Regions from separate parts of the Homo sapiens genome. Here region 2 is linked to region 1. Evidence: read pairs that join two places in POLR2A ChIA-PET (ENCODE). Cell type or tissue: PC-9. All regions are shown on one strand. Region 1 has its middle 11 kb from the start of CHRM1-AS1. Region 2 overlaps SLC22A8 (solute carrier family 22 member 8).

Region 1 (4,000 bases):
ACGGAGTCTCGCTCTGTCACCTAGGCTGGAGTGCAGTGGTGCGATCTTGGCTCACTGCAACCTCCACCTCCCGAGTTCAAGCATTTCTGCCTCAGCCTCCTGAGTAGCTGGGATTACAGGCACCCACCACCACGCCCAGCTAATTTTTGAATTTTTAGTAGAGACGGGGTTTCACCTGTTGGTCAGGCTGGTCTCGAATTCCTGACCTCATGATCTACCCACCTTGGCCTCCCAAAGGGCTGGGATTACAGGTGTGAGCCACTGAGCCCAGCCCGATTTTATTTATTTTTATTTTTTCATTTTGTTTTTGAGACGGAGACTTGCTCTGTCACCCAGGCTGCAGTGCAGTGGCTCAGTCTTGGCTCACTGCAACCTCTGCCTCATCAACGGTGATTTTAAGATTTTTGGTTTGAGCAGCTAGAAGATTGGATTTGCCATTTAATGAGATGGGGAAGGCTGCAGAAGGAGTGGACTTAAAAGGAGAAATAGGCAGCTGAGTTTGGGCCTTTAATGCCTTTGAAATCTTAGCCATTAAAGTGCAAATGTGAAGACATCAGCTGGACATACTGCCCTGCTATTCACGGAGAGGCCTGGGCTGGAGATGTGAATTTAGGAGTCCTCTGCACAGCTGGTATTTAAAGCCATGAAACAATAGGAGGTGATCAGGGGAGTAAGTGCAGAGAGGGAAAAGTAGAGGCCCCAGGACTCAGCTCTTCAGACGTTGGAGAAATGGGGGTGGGCCAGCAATACAGACAAAGCATGAGGGGACAGTGAGATAGGCAGAGGGGTGTGGTCCTGGGGATCAAGTGAGGAGGAAGAGGTAAATGCTGTCAAATGCTGCTGAGGGGGCCATGCGAGGTGGCTCACACCTGTAATCCCAGCACTTTGGGAGGCTGAGGCGGGTGGATCACCTGGGGTCGGGAGTTTGAGACCAGCCTGACCAACATGGAGAAACCCCGTCTCTACTAAAAATACAAAATTAGCTGAGCGTGGGGGCACATGCCTGTAATCCCAGCTACTCGGGAGGCTGAGGCAGGAGAATCGCTTGAACCCGGGAGGCGGAGGTTGTGGTGAGCCGAGATTGCACCACTGCACTCCAGCCTGGGTGACAGAGTGAGACTCCGTCTCAAAAAACAAAAAATTAATTGAGAATTAATAATAATTGTATAGATTTATGGGGTGTGATAAACCTCCAAGTGTCAGAGGTTTGGGGAGAAAGGAGAAATTGTGAATAAACCCCTCAGACCTTCCTATTCACAGTGTCTGTCTGGGGACCAGTAGCAACCACAGTAACAACTTGTTGGAAATACAGATTCTCAGGTTTACTCAGACCTATTGAGTCAGGGTCTTGCTGCCAATCAGGCTAGAGTCAGTGGTGCCATCATAGCTTACTGCAGCATCAAACTCTTGGGCTCAAAGGATCCTCACATCTCAGCCTCCTGAATAGCTAGGACTACAGGCATGCATCACCACACCTGGCTTTTTTTTTTTTTTTTTTTTTAACTTTTTGTAGAGATGGGGTCTTACTACATTGCCCAGGTTGGTCTCAAACCTCTGGCTTCAGGCAATCCTCCCACCTCAGGCTCCTGAAGCACTGGGATTACAGATGTGAGCCATTGTGCTCAGCCGGAATCTGCGTGTTTTTTTTTTTTTTTGAGTCTTGCTCTGTCACCCAGGCTGGAGTACAGTGGTGCCATCTCCACTCACCGCAACCCCCCACCATCCCGGGTTCAAGCAATTCTCCTGCCTCAGCCTCCCCAGTAGCTGGGATTACAGGCACGTGCCACCACGCCCAGCTAATTTTTGTATTGTTAGTAGAGGTGGGGTTTTGCCATGTTGACCAGGCTGGTCTTGAACTCCTGACCTCAGGTGATCCACCTGCCTGAGCCTCCCAAAGTGCTGGGATTACAGGCATGAGCCACCGCGCCTGACCCGGAATCTGCATTTTAATGAGATCCCAGGTGATTCCTATGCACACTCAAATTTGACAAGCTCTGATGCAGGAGTGTGGGAGAGCCACCATTTGAGAGATTTGCAAGTTGATTGCCATGTAGTGGGTGGCGGGAACAACTGGCTTGAGATCAACCTCTCAGCCTGCCTTTGTTTCTCTTGGTGCTGCCTTGAAGACTCCAGGTCCTTCTAACTGGTGGTGACAAAAAAAAAAAAAAAAAAAAATAACCACAGTATGATAAGAAAGAGAAAATGTGCCCTCTCCTTCTGCAGCAGCAGAAATAAAAAGCAGATTCTTTTTTGCATCGTAAAACCATCTTTGCAAATGTTATTTCTAACAAGGGAGTCTCGTCAGACAGTTAACTTTATGAGACTTGCTTTGTCCTGCGAAAGTAACCTTTAACTTTTAAAAAGCTTGTGATTCTGATTGCTTGTCTTCCTTAATAGTGTGTTGCCCTGGCAATAATATTTAAATTCACATCTGTGTTTTCTAGAAGGTATAAATACCTGTGAGTTTTCTTTGTTAAGCCAGAGGGGGAGCATTGACACATTCCTCTTCTCCCACGCGCATGAAGTAGAATAAACCCAGTGACTGCAAGATTTCTTAATCAAACAAAGAATTTGAGAATATTGTCTCATTTAAATCAACATGGAGACCAGGGGTGGTGGCTCACGCCTATAATCCCAGCATTTTGGGAGGCTGAGGTAGGAGGATTGTTTGAGCCCAGGAGCTTGAGACGAGCTTGGGCAACACAGTGACACTCTTTGTCTCTACAAAATAAAAAAAATTAGCTGGGTGTGGTGGTGTGCTCCTGTAGTCCTATCTACTTGGGAGGCTGAGGTGGGAGGATCCCTTGAGCCCAGTAATGTGAGGTCGCAGTGAGCCACTCCAGCCTGGGTGACAGAGTGAGACCCCCCAGCTCTTTTCTCTCTCTCTCTTTTTTTTTTTTTTTTTTTGAGACGGAGTCTTGCTCTGTCACCCAGGCTGGAGTGCAATGGTGCCATCTCGGCTCACTGCACCCTCTGCCTCCTGGGTTCAAACAATTCTCCTGCCTCAGCCTCCCGAGTACCTGGGACTACAGCTGCCCGCCACCATGGCTGGCTAATTTTTGTATTTTTAGTAGAGACGGGTTTTCACCATGTTAGCCAGGCTGATCTTGAACTCCTGACCTCAGGTTATCCACGTGCCTTGGCCTCCCAAAGTGTTGCAGTTACAGGTGTGAGCCACCACACCCGGCCCCCCAACTCTTAAAAAAAAAATCATGCAGGCAGCAAGTCAGAGGTAGCGGCCATGAAGAGAGGTGGAAGTTGAGAACAAGCACTTTTGGGAATAAGGCAAGTGAGTTGACTAAGGACAAGCACAAAGATGTGAGGTGGAGCCATGAGGCTCCTGAGCAGAGGTCAGGAACCCTACATTTGTTCTGGTGCCAATCTGCCAGAGAGTGGGAGCTTTTTCCAGCAGTGCCTGACTGCCCATGTGTCGGGTCAGAGAAGATGGATGGTAGCATTGACCCAGGGTGGTGAATTTGTGGTAGAAGCAAGGGGTCGGGGGATCATGAGTATTGGTGGTGCTGAGGAAAGACTGCAGGGTCCAGGCTGCTCAGGGAAAGAAAGCACTTGCTGAGGATGGGCAAGGACAGGGCCTGGAGGAAGATGAGAGGCTGAGGGGGTGGGAGAGTGAGAGTGGAAGACATTGGGGTTTTAGCTCTTGAAGCGGGAGCAGTTGAGGGCTCTGGATTTGGCTGACACAGGGTAGAGGGTAAGGTCCTTGGGGCTGAAGACATCATGACACTGGCACTATTGAGTTGAATGGGTCACCCAGCCAGGATGGTGGCCAGATTTAAGAGGAGGAGGCTGGGCGCAGTGACTTATGCCTGTAATCCCAGGAGTGAGATTTTGGGAGGCCGAGGTGGGAGGATCACAAGGTCAGGAGTTTGAGACCAGCCTGGCCAATATGGTGAAACCCCGTCTCTACTAAAAATACAAAAATTAGCCAGGTGTGGTGGCGCGTGCCTGTAGTGCCAGCTACTTGGGAAGCTGAAGCAGGAGA
Region 2 (4,000 bases), 110 kb after region 1:
GAGACCTCCCTATTTACAATTATAACTCCCAGCAGCCTATACCTCTCTACCCTACTTAATTTTCTCAGTAGTGCTTATACCATCAGAATGCTGAATGATTTTCCATCTTTTTGGTTTATTGCATGTTTCTCTCCCAAGAATATCAGCCTGATGAAGATAAGGCTTTTAGTCTGTTTTGTTTACTACTGTACTTTCATTATCAAGAACAGTATCCGATACATACTAGGCACTCAATACTTGTGGAATTGAATGTGTGAACATTCCACAGAAAGAACAGAGGGATTGAGAGCCTTAGAAGTTAGAGATCTGCCAGTGTCTACATGAGAGGTCATAGGGCCCACACTCCAAATGCTATGTGCCTCATTTCACCAGAATGAGTGCATGTCAATATGGATAGTGTCTAGGCTGTATGTGCTGAGGATATAACCACACGCCAGTGAGCAGGAGAGAAGTGTTTTTTCTTCACAGTCAGACTGGGAAACCTACTATGGAAAAATTGTCTACTGGAGGATTATCATCCTTCAATGACATTTAGAAGCTTGGAAGGAAGAGTGATTTGTGGTTAAATATTTTTAAAAAATTGAACTTCAATTGCACTCTAAATTGCTCCCAGAGATTTCATGGTTAATGAAGCACATCAGAACTGATGAGAAAAATATGGCCATGGCTTCCCTAAAGATCAACACAAATCTGTTTTCCCTGAAGACCAACACAAATCTTCCCTGAAGATCAGGAGAAAGCTTTGCAAATAATGCCATAATAACCTTATAAAGTAGGTACTCGTGTTATTTCTTTTTATAGACAAAGAATCTGATCTCACAGGGTAAGTGGCTTGCCCAAGCATGGCTTGGTTCATTTCAAGACAGAGACTGAAACTCAGATCTGAGATCTGCAACTGTTATGGGTTGACTTGTGTCCCTCCAAAAAATACATTGAAGTTTTAACTCTTCGTGGATCAGAATACGACCTCATTTGGAAATAGAGTTGTTGTAGATGTAATTAGCTAAGTTATAATATGAGGAGATTATACTGAGGTAGAGTGGGTTCTTAATTCACTATGACTCGTGTTCTTATAAGAAGACAAGAGAGAGACACATGGGGATGTTATGATCCACAGAGGCAGAGATTGGACTGATGCGTCTACAAGCTGGGGAATGCCAAGGGTTTCCGGCAACCACCAGAAGCTGGCAGAGGCAAGGAAGGATTCTTCCCTAGAGCCTTTGGAGAGGACACACCAACACCTTGAGTTTGGATTTCTAGACTCCAGATCTGTGAGACAATAAAATCTGTTGTTCTGAGCCACCCAATTTGTTGTGCTTTGTTATGGTAGCCCTAGGAAACTAATATACGGCACGATTCCTGAATATTTGAAGGAACTGCTGGCTTTATAAGGGGTGATTGGAAGAGGATTGGGACTAGACAAGCATGGCAATGAGGGAACCAGATGTGGAGCAAATGGGAGAGATTTTTAAAGGCATCCTGGAATTTCTGGGAGAGAGGAAGGTATTTAGAGAGAATTTTGGCATGCTTTCTGTGCAAAGACCCTAAGAAGGCCCTTTTAAGAAAACTTAGGCTAGATGTCTTGATTATTACTCAGGGTGTCAAGAGTGTGACTTGTGTTTCCCTTGACTGTGTCTCCATGGTAGTCTGAGCCATGCAAGTCCTTGGATTCCATCAGGTTACACTACAGAAGCTCCATGCTATTGCATTTCTCTTTGCTTTGGTGCTGGTTATGATCCCCTTATTCTAGTAGTGTTGGCAGTCCTTTGAAACTCATGTCAATATCGTCTTTTTGGAGAGCCAGGAACTTCTTTTATGGTCGTCTGGCACAAACAGGTGGTCAATAAGTGTTTGTCAGTTCGATAAATGGATAAGAGTGTCTAGCCGCCCAGGGTAGGTAAGGTGCTCCTCATTTCCCTTTCTTGTTCTTACCTCCAATAGGGCACCTATTACATGGCATTCTAACTGCTTATTCACTTGTTTGCTGTCCTGTATTCTGTAATCTTGCTGAGGACTGAGAATGTCTCATTTGAGTTTTTTTTTTTTTTTTTTTTTTTTTTTTTTGAGACAGAGTCTTGCTCTGTTACTCAGGCTGGAGTACAGTGGTGCAATCTCAGCTCACTGTAACCTCTACCTCCCAGGTTCAAGTGATTCTCCTGCATCAGCCTCCTGAGTAGCTGGGATTATAGGCATGCGCCACCATGCCTGGCTAATTTTTTTTTTTTTTAGTAGAGACAAGATTTCACCATGTTAGCTAGCATGGTTTTGACCTCCTGACCTCATGATCCTCCCGCCTAGGCCTCCCAAAGTGCTGGGATTACAGGCGTGAGCCACCGCGCCCAGCCTTGAGGTTTTATCTCTAATAGCTAGCAGAATAGTTGCTACATAGTATATGTTAATGTTTCCTCAACAAATAATTAATGAGTGAACAGGGCTGGGAGAATTTTGGCATGCTTTCTGTACCAAGACCCTGAGGAGGCCCTGTTAAGAAAACCTATAGCAGATGTCTTGATTATTACTCAAAGTGTTGAGTGTGACTTGTGTTTCCCTGGACTGTGTCTCCATGCATAGGCTGTGCCACTTGGAGTCCTTGGATTTAATTATCCTTATTTTACTGAGGAAGCCCAGAGAGGGAAGAAAGGCAACTTGTTGGTTGAACAGAGCCAGTTACTCAACCTCCTGGTGGTTCTGTTTAGTCCTCGGCATGACCTTGGCTGATCCGTCTCATCAACTTTTGGCAATTCCACATAATGTTCTTGCTCCCAGTATTCTAGTTCAGTGTTCCTTTTTTTCTTACTCTGTCTCCCAGGCTGGAGTACAGTGGTGCGATCTCGGCTCACTGCAACCTCTGCCTCCCAGGTTCATGCGATTCTCCTGTCTCAGCCTCCGGAGTAGCTGGGACTACAGGCACCCACCACCATGCCTGGCTAATTTTTGTATTTTTAGTAGAGACGAGGTTTCACCATGTTGGACTAGGCTGGTCTCAAACTCCTGACCTCAGGTGATCCACCTGCCTCAGCCTCCCAAAATGCTGGGATTACAGGCATAAGCCACTGCGCCTGGCCTAGTTCAGTGTTCTTGACCATCTTTTTCCTTTCTTGGAATGTAGCCGAGCCCCAAGGGAGCTGGGTTCTGGAAGGAAAGGGTAGGAAACTCACTGCCATGCCTTTCTGTATGGGCTGATGCATCAGGAAGGTGGTGGGGAAGAAAGAGAAAAGCACGATGCTCAGGAGAAAGCTTTGCAATTAATGGCGTAATAACCTTATAAAGTAGGTACTATTGTTATCTCTTTTTATAGACAAAGAACCTGAGGCTCAGAGGGTAAGTGGCTTGCTCAAGCATAGCTTAATTCATTTCAAGAAAGAGACTCAAACTCAGGTCTGCTGGACCCAAGATGCTACCCTTGGCCCTGAGCACAGCTCCTTGATGCCTCCCTGCGTGCCGTGCTCTGAGGCCTGGGCTGCTGAAGGAAAGGCACCATACACGGGAGCTGTTACTGTGAGCCACTGTAAGACAGCATAGCCCAGCATAGGCTGGGATTGTGGTCAAGGAGGCAGTCAAGGTCAGAGCCAGATAAGCTGCTCTGACATCATATCCAAAGTGTGAGCAGCAAGAAGTGAGGCTAGGTGGCCCCTGCAGAGCATGAGGCAGAAAGTGGGCTGTAGAGAGTCAGGACGAGCCATTTGTGATCAGGACCATGATCAGCAGGATGGGGCCCTGCTGTGTGTGCGGGGAGCTGGCTGAACCAGGAAACAGCCTGCCTTAGTTCAGGGGCCTTTTGGAGCTAGGTCAGGTCTAGCTTAGGGGAGAATTGCTGCTGCCCATGTGCATTCCTGGATCCCTAGAGGAACCTGTGCTGGGGCAAAAGGACCAGAGAGGATGAGCCAGGTATCTTGGGGACAGTCAAAAAGACATCAGTTTCCAGCTCTGCCACTTAGGAGCTATGTGTTCTGGGGCCAATTACTTAACCTCCGTGTGGCTCAGCCTCTTCATCAGTACC

Evidence for each region. Peaks named below come from ENCODE experiments on the same cell type or tissue, not always from the same donor. Only the 100,000 strongest peaks of a DNase experiment are listed, where the experiment ranks them.
Region 2: POLR2A ChIA-PET joins it to region 1 with 8 read pairs; 7 of 35 experiments call an interaction of 5 or more read pairs at or near these places.

What each region holds. Positions count from the first base shown.
Region 1 is chr11:62,896,884-62,900,883 of GRCh38, forward strand. No RefSeq gene overlaps it. Among named protein-coding and RNA genes, the nearest start is that of CHRM1-AS1, 11 kb to the right of the region's middle. In PC-9, no CTCF peak of the experiment used is centred here; a DNase peak (open chromatin) is centred at 2,455; H3K27me3 peaks cover 3,049 bases.
Region 2 is chr11:63,004,562-63,008,561 of GRCh38, forward strand. All of the region lies in intron 2 of SLC22A8 (solute carrier family 22 member 8), which reads right to left. Among named protein-coding and RNA genes, the nearest start is that of SLC22A8, 9.3 kb to the right of the region's middle. In PC-9, no CTCF peak of the experiment used is centred here; no DNase peak of the experiment used is centred here; H3K27me3 peaks cover 1,930 bases.